Linked DNA regions of Homo sapiens: region 1 is linked to region 2. A link is a loop called in an ENCODE intact Hi-C map of the cell type or tissue named here. Cell type or tissue: CD14-positive monocyte. All regions are shown on one strand.

What was found. A loop is a pair of places that touch in the nucleus more often than their neighbours do. Peaks named below come from ENCODE experiments on the same cell type or tissue, not always from the same donor. Only the 100,000 strongest peaks of a DNase experiment are listed, where the experiment ranks them.
Region 1: a loop joins it to region 2, with 3 times the contacts of the local background. A loop is called at or near these places in 18 of 110 quality-filtered maps.

Annotation. Positions count from the first base shown.
Region 1 is chr20:23,025,523-23,033,522 of GRCh38, reverse strand. LOC101929707 (a long non-coding RNA gene) reads left to right here and starts at 2,721. Exons shown (of 4, transcript XR_937352.2): 1 at 2,721-2,979. In CD14-positive monocyte, no CTCF peak of the experiment used is centred here; DNase peaks (open chromatin) are centred at 4,002, 5,552 and 7,782; H3K4me3 peaks cover 2,189 bases; H3K27ac peaks cover 2,307 bases.
Region 2 is chr20:23,329,591-23,337,590 of GRCh38, reverse strand. All of the region lies in intron 1 of NXT1-AS1 (NXT1 antisense RNA 1), which reads left to right. It overlaps LOC105372571 (a long non-coding RNA gene), which reads left to right and starts at 1,724. Exons shown (of 3, transcript XR_937379.3): 1 at 1,724-5,024. In CD14-positive monocyte, no CTCF peak of the experiment used is centred here; a DNase peak (open chromatin) is centred at 3,250.

The DNA.
Region 1 (8,000 bases), 300 kb after region 2:
TTGTCCTGCCTCATGTGTGAGCCCCTGGAATCTTTCCTGTGCCTACTTTAGGTTTTTCTCCTAATGCTCCCCGATTCTGCCCTCCTCTCCCCATACACATGTGTATGCCTCCAAGCATAGTAAGCTAGCATGTAAGAAGAGAAGCATGCACGACTGTCCCCATTGGTTATTAGCCCTATGTGATAAACAGCTAGTGCTTCCAGGAACTTACTTCCCTGTGCTCTAGGCCCCCTCTGCAGCATGAGGGCCTCATCCTCAATACAGAGCTTTCCAATACAGGCTGTATGCTGGAATTACCTGAAGGCCTCACACAGGGATGCCTGGGCCCTGTCTTCAGAGACTCTGACTGAATTATCTGGAGTGGTGTCCAGGCATCCAAATATTTTGAAGGCTCCCGGGTACTTCTAAAGTGCACAGATGCAACATTAGATGGAGAGACAGAGAGGCAGCAGCCTGGGGACCAACTGCAATGTACAGATATTACTGTGCGTTCAGGAGGGCTAGCAGAAGAGGTCAGGAGAAATGTCAGGAAAGCCAAAAAGAGAGGCCCCTGCTTACAGGAGCAGGAAGCTGGAGACCGCTGAAGGGCAGCCTCGGGGCCCTGGGACAGGAAGAGGCTGGGGCAGCTGGGTGCCCATGGCTGTTCTCTCTCAGGATACTAAAGAAGCAATGGAACAGGAAACCAGCCGCTACCTTTCTCCCCCAGGAGAGGAGACCTAGAGAAACTTTCACGCTGAGTTAAAACACAGGAAAACAAAGTCTGTTTATGAGACGCTTTTCAGCACACCCGTCCCGTTCTTTTGCCCAGTACACACTGGGGCCTCTTCCTTGTCTGTTGATTAAACTCCAGCATCAGGTCCAAGTGGCTTCCCTGTACATTGTCAAGAGTGGCATGGAGCCAAAGGCTGAGTCTAAGGGATCTTCTCCTCCAAGTGCTGAAAGCATGGCCCACAGGCCTAACTGATCCCTGTGGAGCTTCCAGCCCAGTGATGAGATAGTGAATCAGGGGCCTCTCAGCCCCTCCTGAAGCCAGAAGCAGCAGCTCCTTTGTTAGAGATGTGAATAACTCACCTCCCATCTCCACACTTCAAAACTGCTGCTCAAGCTTGGAGGTACTTGCAACCTCAAGCAATCTTCAGAACCTCTGGCCTGCAAGTCAGAGAGACACAGCTTTCCCTGCAAATCACAGTGCACCAAGAGGAGTCTTGGATCTCAGCAGCAATGACAGCAGTCCCTGAATGCCACTTCTATCGCCTGCTGGTGTGGAAAATAATCTGAAGTGCTCTCAGCAGCTCAGAGTGGCTTTGACCAGTTCTGCCATTGAGCATATTAAAAGCATGATTTACCCGTGGCTAAGTGTAGGACATTGTCTGAAGTCGCCTGCGTGGATCAGGAAAGTGTCTTCAGATTCCCACCTGAACTTCAGGGACACCCTAGACATTGCAATGATAGAGACCTCAGCTGTACCCCAAAAACTCAACTGTTAAACCAAATATAAAGGTGAGGGCTTCCTTAAGATTTCATTAAATGGTTTCCTTTAAATAAATTGATCCCACAATCAGATGAGATAAAAGAAAAGTCAGCCAGAGAAAGGCACGGGACTAGGATAGGTCACATTGGTCCAATGTTTACAAAGTATCAAAATTAGGTCCACTCTGCTGTCACTGTCTGGAGGACAGGGGCTGCAGCACACTGGGGTAACCATGAGCAGCACCTCTGTTCTTTGGTAGTTGTTTTCAGACTGTCTTAGCAACCTGGCTTCATGGTTGTGCATATAAAGAGAATGAGATGTAAGATGGAAAGCAAGGATTTCAATTCTGAGCCATCTACTTACTGGGGTATGAGCGTGGGTGGGACCCTTGGAGGAATGCTTCTCAAAATGTGGACCCAGACTGGCAGCATCAGCCTCTCCTGTTACGAATCCGCATCCTGGTACCCACCCAGACCTGCTGGATGGCAAATGCAGAGGGTGGGGGCCAGCCATCTGTGAGTTAACCTGCCCTCGAGTGAGGGACTCGATGACTCTGGAGTCTGAGAGCCACTGGCTGGGCCCTTCTGGGCCTTGCTTCCTTATCTGGCCACTTCCCAGGATAGTGAATGAGGATCAGGAAAGAGAATTTTCCATGAATGCTTTCTGAAATCTCTAAACCATGGCCACATGGGCTATGGGGCACTCGAAATGTGGTGAGTTCAAAGTCAGGTGCTGTGTCAGACACACATGGGATCTCAAACACTTATGATGAACAAAGGAATGTAAAATATCTCATGAATACTTCTTATATTTCTTACATGTTGAGATGATAATATTTTGGAAATAGAGATAAAGCATATTATGAAATGAATTTTACTTGTTTCTCTTTTTTTTTCACCGTGGCTACTTAAATTTTAAATTTCATTCGCACCACACATTCCATTTCTACAGCATTATAGACCTACAGGATATGGCTATTCCTATAGCAATGCTGCCCAGGGTTATAAATGATGCCACTAACAAGGTGGCCCTGTGCTGTCAATACAGGAGCCACTAGACCCCTGTGGCTCTTTGAATTTAAGTAAGTTGAAAATAAAAATTTAAATGGGCTTTCTTAGCATATTAACTACATTTCAAGTGCTCAGTGGTCATGTGAGGCTGTGGCTGCCAAGCTGGGCAGTGCAGTCCTGAGATGCTTTCATCACAATGGAAAGTGGAACTTTTGAGGTTCAGAACCTGGAGTTCCACCGTGGCTCTTACAGTCTCAGCCATGGTTGCATACCTTCCAAGCTCCACCGCCTCTTCTTCCTCGTGGGCAGATCCCTGATTTTGTGTAGGACAGCACTTGAAATGTATTTGTGTGCTCAACATTGGTTTCCTCTCTGGAACCTGGGATCACTTCAGGGGTGGACACGTGGCCCAACCATGACTGATGAGACATGCGGGGAAATCTGCAGAGGCAACTTCTAGGAAAGGTTGGGCTCTTGCAGCCACCCTGTGACTATGAGGTGAGAAGCTTGTCCAGTGTGATAGCTGATCCACTGAAGATGACAAGGAAAACAGCAGAAAGGAACCAGGCTACTTGATCATAGTGAGAGCTGATAAGGCAGCCAATCTGAATTTCTTTCTACGTAAAACAATTAACATTAGTGTTTCATTGCATTTTCTATTGCTTGCAGCCAAAAATACTCTAACCACTGTCCTTGGGCAAATTACTGACCTCTTTAAGCCTTGATTTTCTCATCTCTGAGAGATGAACACAAGAGTTTGTATTTCATTGAATGAGATAAGGTAATGATAAGAATAAGAAATATTTATGCTGCACTTACTATGTGCTCAACTCTGTTCAAAACAGTTTACTCATTTAACATACGTATCATGCTTAGCCTAGGATCCTGAACCTTTTATGTTCTCAAACTTACCCTTATAATCATTGCTATTGCAGGAACTAGGCTATTAATTCAGACCTTCTGTTCCTAGACATTTTACCAACAGTGAAAGTAAACTTTCACTCCTCCCACCACCCCACAAGGAAAATTACAGGAGCATTTGAAAACATTTTTGAAACTCAAATGCTCTCACAATTGAATGACACAGGAATCAATACTTAGAAAACTCTGCCTTTTCAGTGTTCAGAGTATAATGCATATTTTTAAAAATAGACTCAATACAAGTTCTTGCAAATCTATTTGGAAGCGAAAAGAGCTCATTATAACAATGGTTCTGGATGGATTACAAACTTCTCAGTTTAGAAATGGGTTTTTGTTTTGTTAGTACACCATGCTCTCTACTATTATTTACTGCATAGTTTGAGTCACTCACTAGTCAATTTCTCAACGCTTTGTCAAGGACTATGAAGGGCTGAAGATTTACTCTACTTGAGAACGAACCAGGTAACCTCCCACAATTTCACAGATGCTAGCAGAAGACAGGGCACTCCTCGGTTAGACACCTAGGGCTTCATTACTTAGGGCCCAGCAGTCAGTGTGGGCACCAGTTCCCCTTACCCCTCTTCCCATTCCCACAGCTCATGGTATGTGGGTGGGTCCACGTGGACACTGCACAGAATTGAGGAACCTTGCATTTAAGAAGACTTAATCTTACAAGGGGCTGATAGCAAACTTTCCCAAACCTTGTCCCAGAGAAAGATATTGTCTTTATCATCCTGATCTGAATACTAATCTTCCCTCTGTAGAAGGAGACAGTATCTCTGTTTCCTAAGGCTCTTGCTGGACAAACATCTTTGAAAGGACAGTTCAGAGGAGATGCTGTCAGAGTCTTAGCTCACAAGATGTGCAGAAATGGAAAGGCCATGGAGAATTGTCTCCCAACACTGGGAAACCACTCAGTCTCACTCACCTCTACCATGCTTTTTCAGTGTACCCTATTTTTTTTCTCAGCAAAGCTGCTTGCTATATTTGCATTTGGCTCTGAGCTGACCCCAACCTCAAGTGTTACCTCTTGGTCATCCACCACTTTCTGAATAAATTATATTCAGTGGTCCAAGTTCAGATGACGAGGGAAGGGAATCTGATGGATCCAGCTTGGGTCCAGTATCCAGGCCTGGTTCAATTAGTGTCATCAGGGGTCAGTGCCATTTAACACACTTTGCCCACCCTCTGTGGATGGGCAGGAGTGGGTAGAGTCCTGTAGGGTAAGGACAGGGAGACAGCCTTGGTAAAAGTTCATTTAACAAGGATGGATTGCATAACTGGTTTCATCATTGTTAGTAGCAGTAGTCTCTCTATAAATCTTATAAATCACTTATATTGAAAAAAGTCATCAAGCATGACTCAAATAACTTCAGCAGAAAACAGTCACCCTAATAAAGTCATTTAATTATATATGTCTATATATTCTGAATATTCAGCGAAGTGGATTATGCCACCGGCTGAGTGTATCCAGAGTGATGCTTGACAGCTCCTTTTATTGCTAATGGCTCACAGAGTTTATGCCCTTTAGGAAGTGCCAGAATCATTAGTACTGTCACTGAAATGTGCTGTTAATGTAAATTCTACTCAGAAAAATGGAACAGCAATTGCAAAACCAGCAGCTGGAGAATGGGCAGCCCAGTGAGGAAAGATCAATGGGAGAAAGGCTTGTAACTTTCTCCCATTTTCTAGAAATTTGTGACTTTCTAGAAAACGAAGCCAGTCTCAACAGTGCCTCCAAGGACCTGAAGCTTCTCCAAGTGCTGTTTTGAATGGGAAGGCAGGAGTCGGAACTGGCCATCCAGGACTGTCTACATGGCCTCTCTCTCTTCTCATCTTCCTCTAAGAAATTTCTCCAGTTTTTCAATCTTGACCTCTCAGAAAAAAGAGATTCTGATCTTGTGAACTGATGCTGCATGTTGAATGAGTTTTCATCCTGCATGATACTTCATGGATTTATTTGCATTTTAATTATTCTTTTATACAAAAGAGCCATAGAAAAGAAAAGTCTGACCCAAGTTTTGTCAAGATAAAGCAGAGTATGGGAAGTGGGCAACTGTGAGAACTTGGTTAGAGCCAGTCTGTATAGTTTAGTATTTAATGGGGAAGTTTGGGGTGTGGGAAATGGGACCTATTTCCTTTGCTCTTGAGGTTAGGTTGAGCCATCTGGCTCCCTGCCCTGCAGTTCCCATAACTGAAGAGTTATACATCCCATAACCCCTGCCCACTAGTGAACCCCTTCCTCAGCTCTGGGACTGATTGTCTTCAAGCTGAGCACACACTGAGCACTGGGCCTGCCTTCTTCCTAACACAGGTTAGGACTGACTTCTTGCTTTGTCCTTTAACTTGAGTCCCCAGCCCACACCCCTGACATGTGGCTTTTCTCTCTCTCCTGCCGTGCTGCTCCTGGGCTGGCACCTAGGCTCCTGAGACAGGGGATTTCTGCCTTGTAATCCCACTGGCTTTCTAGGGCTGGAGTCCTTGGCTACCTGTTCATTTATTTATTAATTCATTCATCCATCTAGGTTTTTGTAAGCTCCAGACATTGGATAAAGCATTTTGAGGGATAGGTGAAAACGAAATCCTGCCCTTTACTCTTGAGAACTCACTCTGCTGTGGGAGGAGAGACAGGCAGGTAAGCAAAGAGCTCTCCCAATGCGATGACAGCCAGACCTGAGCCTGGGTCAGTGACTCAGGGAGCAGGGAAGACAAACCTCCTTCAGCTTGGGGCCTGGGACAGACTTCACGATGGGAGAGAATTCGGATAATTACTCAGCCTTCTCCTCTAGATCAGAGAAGGTGGGCAGGATGGAACCATGTGCATGGGTGGATGGGGGACAATCTAAGGACTCATTTTTTTTTCTGTGAGGCTGGAGCAGAGGGCCCCTTGCCTTTGCTTCTCTTGACCTCCCCTCTCCTGCCTGTTCTGGCCCTCAGTAGTCTCACTTGGCAATAAGAGTTGGATTCTGGGTGGGTGCCTGGACTGGAGAATCTTTGGCTGTTAACACTGTTCACACAGTTCAATATGGCTGGAAAAGTGTGGATGGAGCCATGTTCAGAGTAAAAGAAGGTGTGCTTAAGGTTTATACGTACGCACTCTCTGCAACCCCCCTGGAAGCTTGGCTACAGGATGGCAAGGGGTTGGCAATCATCTTCAAAGACCGAATCTGGAGTAGCTCTTGGAGATGTCTTTTCATAGCGTTAGATGCAATTACACCAGCAGGTTTCAACTCTTCTGTTTTAGTAACAAAATTCATGCTAAAAATAAATATTTGCTGAGTGACTGATTTGACACTCATCTTTCAGAGAAGCCCAAGAATGGCCCAAGTGTTGTTCTTTTAGGCCTCTGGTTGTCAAATTGGGATCTTTAGACCAGGAGCCTCAGCATTCTCTTGAGTCTGCCTAGAAATGCACATTCTGGGCTCTACCCTCCATGCTCTGAATTATATACTCTTGGGGCACAGGAATCTGCATCTAGCAAGCCTTCCAGAGGATTCTGCTAGTGCTTCGGTTTGAGAACCAGTGCTCCTGACTTTGGTTGGCCATTGGTGTCTGTCTGAAGAGGGTCTCCACTGCCCCAGGCATGTTCCTTCTCTCACTGCTGCCCCCTGGGATGGAAACTCGACATCCCCTCTTTCCCTTCCTACTGGCACCAACGGTACCAGAGCAAACCCCACAATCTCCATGCCTACATTTCTTTGACATCCACCTGTCACCATCTTTGGAGGATTCAAGTGAAGTTCTTTGTCTTTTATGGGACAGAGCTGTTTTCTAAAGTCATAGTAACATTCTCGGTCAATGTAAGATAAAATGACTGGGAATTTCACTTTTAAAAATAGGTATATCAAAGGGAAAAATAGTAACAGTTCTGGTGGAGAGACCTGGTGAGCAACACCTTAAACCAAGTGATGAAAGCTGAAATCAGCAACACTGGGATGAACCTGCATCACGTAATAGCGGATGTGATGCCCTGACAAGAGCACCAGTCCTGTTTGCAGCATCACTGCCCCAGATGCATGCCTGAATCTGTTCCTTAGGATACATCAGGAAACCCAAGCTGAGGAATGTTCTACTAAATAAATGATCTCTACTCTTCAAAAACATGCGGGTCAAGTGACAGGTGCCGAGGAGAGGGAGAGGGTCTAGGAAGACCCTAGTTGGGACAATTGGCAGCATTCAAATGTGGCCTGTGCATTTCATACTGGTACTGTTCAATGTGAAATTTCTTGATTTTTGTAAGATTCTCCCTGGGGCCTGATAGCTTAAAGGGATGAGTAACTCCTCCCTTCTCAGGCCCAGTCCCAAGGTGCAAGACCACTTGCATCAGCAGCCTGTGCCAGCAAGATAGCAGAAGCAGGAAGAGAGCCGGCCAGAAGACACGTACCCCTGAAGATTGAGAAACAGGCCATCCGGGTACAACGTAGCAATTACGTCAGACTAGGACACTTCCTGTTTAAAGGAGACTATAAAACCTTTGTCCTGTCCTCACTTGGGGCTGACGCCATTTTAGGCCTCAGCCCGCCTGCACCCAGGCGCTCATTAAAACAGCATGTTGCTCCACATCGCCTCGTGTTGTCTGTTGGCACGCTCTCGGGATT
Region 2 (8,000 bases):
CTATTTGGGGAGGAGCTGAGTGAGGCCCCAGTGACAGCAAACATCAGTTGTCAGATGTGCAATGGATGAGCCTTCAGCAGGCTCTGCTGTGCCCTTTTCAAATGCATATTTATTATGCAGCCAGAGTTGGCAGCAAGCACTAAGCTGTGACAGTGCATGAAGTAATTTAATTGGTGAGGCCCATTCTTGCAACTACCTCTGTGACTAGTGGAGACAACTCAGATCCCAGATAAAGGATGGGGTGCTGGGTCAGCATGCCAAACCCAAGCTACCCCAGGGGGCTCAGAGGAAGAATAATGTGCTGGAAAGTGCTCTGTGGCATGTAAAAATGGGTGTCTTCTCAGGATCTAGCAGTGGGACTAGATTTGGGTAGAAGTGCCAAATGAGAGAAAGCAAAGACCCTAAGGATGAGATTTAATGAGGTTGCTGCCCTGTGTCTGGCCTGTCCCCCGCTGGTGCTCCTCTTCCAAGGGCATTCCTGCCCATGGGGAACAGAGGCTTTGGGTAAGGAACACAGCCATCATATTGTATGAACAGCCACACAGGGAGGCTGGCATGAAGCTAATACAGGCTAGAAGTCTCTCCTGGGAGGAGGCTGCCACGTGGGGGTCACAGAGTGCTGAGGGCCACTTGGAAAGTTGTGGATCCAACAAGGATCCTGGGCCCTGGAAGCTCCACAGCATCCCTCAGTAGCAGGCTGTGAAGTATCTGACCTGTGTTATCAGTAGACGGTCTTGGTCTTGACTGCAAGTTGTCCAGGTTCTTGGTGTTTTGAACAAAGAATTAGATAAAATGCACAGCAAAGCAAGGAAAGAATGAAGCAATGAAAGAGCAAAAACAGATATTTATTGAAAATGAAAGTACACTCCACAGTGTGGGAATGGGTGGAGCAGCAGCTCAAGGTCCAGGATATAGAATCTACAGAGTCCAAATGCCCCTTAGAGGTTTCCCATTGGCCACTTGGTGTTCACCCGGTGTAAATGAAGTGGCGGCCTGCTTTCTGCAACCAATCAGAGGCTGAAGTGAAGTTACAAAGTTACGCTCCTATGCAACATCTGATTGGTTGCACAAAGCAACCAATCAGAGGTATTTTCAGTTTCGCATCTGCTGCACAGAAAAGGTGAGGGTTTGCAAAGGGAGTGATTTCTGATCTTTTTGTTACTAAGGTGTGGAAAGTTAGGGCTTTACTTTGAATTTAGTACTAGGAAGTCAGCTTGAAATGGCCTTAGGTTCCCTGCCTCCAGACCCTATTCTTCTGCCTCATCTGGACCACCCATGTGAGGGCCGCTCTTCGGAAGATTTATCCTTAGAGAACAAAGGGCTCAGAGAAATACTGCCTCAAGCTGCACATTGGCCCAACTCAGTTTTATTTTATTTTATTTTATTTTATTAATTTATTTATATATTTGTTTATTTATGACAGAGTCTTTTTCTTGTCGCCCAGGCTGGAGTGCAGTGGCATGATCTCGGCTCACTGCAACCTCCACCTCCCGGGTTCAAGTGATTCTCCTGCCTCAGCCTCCTGAGTAGCTGGGAGTACAGGCGCCTGCCACCATGCCCAGGTAATTTTTGTATTTTTAGTAGAGACGGGGTTTCACCATGTTGGCCAGGCTGGTCTCGAACTCCTGACCTCAAGTGATCCACCCGCCTCAGCCTCCCAAAGTGCTGGGATTACAGGCTTGAGCCACTGCGCCTGGTCAGTTTTTTTTTTTTTTTTAAGTTTCTTCTTGGCATCACCAGTTAAAAGAGATTGAGAACAAGAACGTTCTTTCAGCGTGCCCACACCCCTGCCTGGCTTAACGGGTTTGAAATGTGAGGGGAAGCCAAGTAGCCAGCTTGCCTCTGTTACTCATGGCCCAGTGGGTCGGCTCATGACCCTCAGGCCAGCCTGTGCCACTTTGGTGACTGGTGGCTACTTTGTGGTCAACTCTTGAAGCATCAGCACAGCATGAACAAACCAAAAGTGAAATTCAGAAATGGCTGCAGAAGCCAAACTGTTACCCAGCCCCTCTGAAATCCCCCAAGCACTGGGGGAGCCACAACCAGTTTGGGGGCCATTAGGAACATTTTAATCTATAAGGCTATGTGCTATGGAGGGGTAGGGGAGAGATGGTTGCAGGAGGCCATGGGAGGGTTGAGACCCACAGGCCAGAGTCCAGGCCATAAGACCCTCATGATGAGAATGTTGACAATAACAAAATACTACTACTACTACTGCTGCTACTACTACTGCTGCTGCTGCTGCTGCTGCTGCTGCTGCTACTACTGCTACTACTTACGTTTTAACATTTTTCAGAGCTTTGCTATTTATGATTATTCTGTCCTAGATGATTGCAGCAACATTATGAAGTACGTCTCAGGTTGAGTCCCCTAGAAACAGACCCTGAGATGGAGATTTGCATGTAGGGGTTCGTTGGGGAGGGGATCTTGGGAGTCCCACCTGGGAAGGGTAAGAGAGCAGTGGGGCTTTGATGCTGCTGCAACAGAGGCCTCCACTGGCCCCTGGGGAGCTTGGAGCTTTGGAAACCTGCAGAGTTGAAGCAAGGGTTCCCCGTGTCCCTTCCATAGGCTGCTCATTAGACCAGCGGGGGGTTTGGTGAGGATGCAGAAGGCGCTCAGCCACCAGTGTGGAAGGGGTACCCTGGCCTTGGAGCAGAATCTGAAGAGGACACTGAGCACCCACCACACATGGGCACTCTCAGGATCTCTGCTACAGAGCAGGTGCTGAGTAGTGAGATTTGCCCAGGGAATGAGCCTACCTGGTGGGATCATCATGTGGACCTGGAGGTCCTGACTTACTCAAGACCACTCAGCTACTAAGTGGCCACACTGGGATTCCAGCTAAAGACTGTTTTAGGTTAGAGCTTCCTGATCTCAGAATGGACCCCCTGACCTAAGAATAGGACCCCCCCCCACCTCAGGATGGACTCCCCAACATTAGAATAAACTCTCTGACCTCAGAATGAATTCCTGGGCCTAAGAATGAACTTTCTGACCTCAGAATGGATTCCCTGACCTCAGAATAGACTCTCTGACCTCAGAATGGACCCCCTGACCTAAGAATAAATCCCCCACCTAAGAATGAACCTCCAACCTGAGAATGAACTCCCGAAGCAATAATGGATTCCCTAACCTAAGAATAGACTCTTCAACCTAAGAATAAACTTCCTGACCCAAGCATGAATCCCCTGACCTAATAATAGACTCCCCAACCTAAACAGGAACTTCCTGACCTAGGAATGAACTGCCTGACCTCAGAATGAACTTCTTTACTTAAGAATGAACTTTCTGCCATCAGAATGGACCCTTGACCTCAGAATGAACTCCCCGACCTCAGAATGAACTCCCTGACCTCAGAATGGACTCCCTGACCTCAGAATGGACTCTCTGACCTCAGAATGAACTCTCTGAACTCAGAATGAACTCTCTGAACTCAGAATGAACTCCCTGACCTCAGAATGGATTCCCCGACCTAAGAATGGACTCCCTGACCTAGGAATGAACTCTCTGACCTCAGAATGAACTTTCTGAACTCAGAATGGACTTCCTGACCTCAGAATGGATTCCCTGACCTAAGAATGAACTCCTTGATCATTTTGCAGGTGATGCTCGGGAGCACCAGTAGGGAGTGGGAAAGCAAACAGGGAAGGGAAAGAAGGCCAGCCAGGCACAGTGGCTCATGCCCATAATTCCAGCACTTTGGGAGGCCAAGGTGGGTGGATCACCTGAGGTCAGGAGTTTGAGACCAGCTTGGCCAACGTGGTGAAACCCCATCTCTACTAAAAATACAAAAATTAGCCAGACGTGGTGGTGCACACCTGTAATTCCATCTACTTGGGAGGCTGAGGCAGGAAAATTGCTGGAATCTGGGAGGTGGAGGTTGCAGTGAACCATGATCATGCCACTGCACTCCAGCCTGGGCGACAGTGACACTCTATCTCAAAAAAAAAAAAAAAAAGAAAGAAAGGAGGCACTGGGAATGCTGAGGGGCTCTGGCAAATGGTGATTATCTATCCAGAGCCCTTTCTGAAGCATTGCTCTGCAGACCCGCCAGCCAGGGTTTTCATTAAGTAGCATTAAGTCATAACCTTAAGTAATAAAGCAAGCATGCATAGAAGGGCAAAGCCAGTCACTTCTCAGACCCCGAACCCCTCAGTGAAGGTTGGTGCATGCAACGGGCTGGCCCTTTGGTGGAGACTGAAGAAAGAGTTTATTGCAGGTGGGAATATTATTTAAACAGGGATTGATGGAGGACAAAAGGGGCTTCTGGTTCCATGAGGCAGGAGATAAATGAGATGGGAATCCTGAGTCATGCATTTTATTCACTTCTCTGGAACGAGTTTTGGGGGCTCATTTAGCAGAGAAAATAGGACAAGAAAAATGGACTCAGCTGGCATTGGACAGAGTCAAAGCCAAATGACTTCTGGGTTCTAAATTTTTTTGTTTTGTCTTTATTCATACGTGTTGGTTGTTTGGATTGTTTTTCATTGACCATTGTAAGCTAAATCCATATCAGGAGGATCTGAAAAGCTCATAATAAAAATATAAAGTAGAGACCAAGGGTTGTAAAAGTGGCATTTTACTCAAGATATAGTAAGGCTGTTTTACAATAGTGGGTAGTAATCAATAATTTAAATGAAAACCCTCAAGGGTTAGATGATGATAGAGCTGATGTTCTTCTTATTGACCAAGATGCACCAACCAGTCTTGAAGAGGATCTCGTTTTGTAAAGGAGCCATGCAGAAGAAGAATTCCCAGAGGGAGCCTAATGTCTGTGAAATGTCATATATTGCTTACACAGAAACCAGTTACTCAAAGAGCTATGCTGTTCTTATGCCCTGTGATGGATCTACTGGGGATAGAGATAAGAGCCTGTCTGCCTGCCTCAGCCTGTGCACCTGATCGTTCTTTTCCTGAAGCAACTTGTCATGCCTTCACAGTGCACACCTGACCAGTTCCAAACCAAAAAGGGATGTGCCTGGACGTGTGTGGATAGATGGCTGAGGGAGACATTATTGTTGTTGGTGAGTGAAATTGTTCTTTCTTCCTGGGTCTGGCATTTTATTTGAATGATTCTTTAGAAATTATTTAAAAATTTTCTGCCAGGCAAAAGTTTGTGCAAATGTCAACAAATAGCTTACCCTTACCCAAAAAAGGTGAGATTTGAGGTCTGGAAGTTTATGTAGTAAGGAAGACGCTAATTCTTATGGTTTTAAGATTTATAATGAGAAGTAATGGGGATTTGTCAGCATTGAATTGTGGGGTTTTTAATGAAGCTATTGTGAGAGAAAGATGAATTGACGATCTCAGGATTGAGTCCCTCCTGAAGGAACTTGGTTGGTCAGATATGGCTCTAGTGAACATCTGAGAAACAGAAAAGAAGACTTGAATGTGGTCCTTTCTGTTCTGATACTGTTATCGTCCCAGTCAGTCATGCGTAAAACATCAGCTTAGTCACTTCTTCCTCTTCCCTTTCCAGTCCCTGCCATGGGTCTCTTTTAGTATTTTCCAGTAAACTTTGCTTAGAAAAAACACCAATAAAAATCCTTGCAAATGAAATCATCAGACCCTGAAGAAGTAGCATCTTCTCTAGGGATTGATTCCTTTTCTCCTTCTAACACCACTAATACCTCCCTTGGCCAGCCACTGACACCCTTTTGAGGACTGTATTTTTGGCTTGAAAATTGGCCTGTCAGTAAATTCGAAGGGGTGTGTATTGTTCCAGGGTTGATGTATTATAACTCTGCAGGTGCCCTGCCCAATTCATTTTACTGAGTGGTCACACCCCCAGCTGTTGTGTGTGCTGGCTGGAAATAGCCACATTACAAACATGGTGCCTGTGAGTCAAGGTGGATCAATGCCACAGTGCAGCCCCTGCTCCAGAGCCCCCAGCGGGGCCAGGCTGAGGTGTGACTGCAGCGGATATGAGGCCATCTCACTCCTTCCCTGACTTGTTCTGCTTCCCTCCGTCTCTTCCTCCTGAGTCCTCCCTCCAGTCATGGGCACCCACACCCCTCTCTCTGGCTCTGCTTCTACAAGACCTGACTCGAGGCTCTGCCTTTACACTTGGATTACTGCAAGTGCCTCCATCCTTCTTTGATCTTCTCCAGGTGTCCAGCACCCCCTCCCCTTAGTGCATATTACATAAACTGCTGGACTTAGCTTCCTAAAATGCAGCTCCTGCATATGTCCTTGTTCCTGAATATCTATGGCATTGGTTCTCAAACTTGTGTGCAACCACAAGCAAACAAATAATGCAAGTTTGCTCAAAATGTTGAACTCAAGACCCATCTCTAGTGTTTTGATTCAGTCCATCTGAGCAGGACCTGGGAATGTGAACTTCCACAAGCCCCCACTCCCACCCTAGGTGATTTGTATTTTGAGAAATATACTTTAACACTGATTCTTTCCTGATTCCTATTCAAGTTCTGAAACTGTTTTGATTTCCTTTCTGGAGCATCTTTGAGGTGAGTTTATACAACTCTTTCATCTTTGTGGGAGACAAGCTTGGCCCTATCTCTGAGTATAAGTAATCCTATGTCATAAATATTCGATAAGGAAGAAAGGAAGAAAAGAGAGAAAAAAATAAGGCCAGGAAAGGGGCAGTTGTAGCATGTATGTGGGTGATCATCCTGGGATATGGTGGGTTACCCAGAATGCTACTACACTTGGTACAGTAGTCAGGGTTCTCCAGGGAAACAGAATCAGTAGGATAGTGGAGATATAAATCTATATATCTTCAATGTGTGCTGTTATATATAATATATAATAATAATGTGACAAATTATATGAATATAAATTATAAATGTAAGAATTATATGAATAAATATATTTCCAGATATATATCTAGAAAAAGGAGATTTATTATAAGCCATTGGCTCACATGATTATGGGGGTCAAGAAGTCCTACAATTTGCCATCTGCAAGCTGGGGATTCAGGAAGCCTAGTGCTGTAGTTCAAAGGCCCAAGAACTGGAGAGCCAATGGTGTGGATTCCAGTCCAGTCTGAAAGCCTGAGGACTAGAAGCGCAGAGGGCAGAAGATCCATGTCCCAACTCAAGCAGTCAGGCAGTTCTTCCACCCAAGAACTCAGAAGCCAATGTGCTAAGACCTGGCTGAGACTGGAGACCCGAGAACCAAGAGCTTCAATGTCTGAGGATGGGAGAAGATGGATGGCCCAGTTTCAGAAGAGAAAGCGTTTGCCCTTCCTCTGCCTTTTTGTTTTATTCTGGCTCTCAACAGATTGAATGATGCCCATCCACACGGGGGGGAGAGCCATCGGCTTTACTCAGTCCACCAATTCAAATGCTGGTCTCTTCTGGAAACAGCTTCACAGATACACAAGAAACCACGTTTAACCAGCTATCTGGGCACCCTGTGACCCAGTCAAGTTGACACACAAAACAACCATCACACTTGGTGAAGTTTTATTATATCCTTGACTTGTGTGTGCTGGACTGTTGAGAATAGGGTGCAGCCATGCAAAAGCAGACTGAGTTCCACAAATTGCCTTTGATAGAGAAATTCTCCCAATCTTAATCATTGGGTGGTGGCAACAAGGAATGACTCCAATAGGCACTATGGAGCAAAGAACAGCATCTCACTTCATCAGATACAATTCTTCAGCTAGGGTAGTCGTTTCAGCTCTCAAGGACCTAATCTTTTAGCAGATGGCAAATAAAGGCATTCGTTTAGGTAGCAGCTCAGCAAAAGAGATGGTATCCATCCAAACCAGGGAACTCGGCCTTCCTCATTTTATCTAATTTTTAAAAACTGATAGAGCCCACTGTTAACCATAAAAACAGCAAGCCCCAGTGGGGTCTTGTTGGCCCCATGTCTTATGGGCTCCACCATGAAGGAAAAAGACTGAAGAGATGGGTCTGGGCCCACCAAGAAGAGTGGACAAGGACTGAATGAGAGCCTGCTGGGCAACTACAGGCATGAGGAAGAGATGGGGTTCTAAAGACTTGGGCTGAGAAGGGGAAATGCCTTGGTGGTAC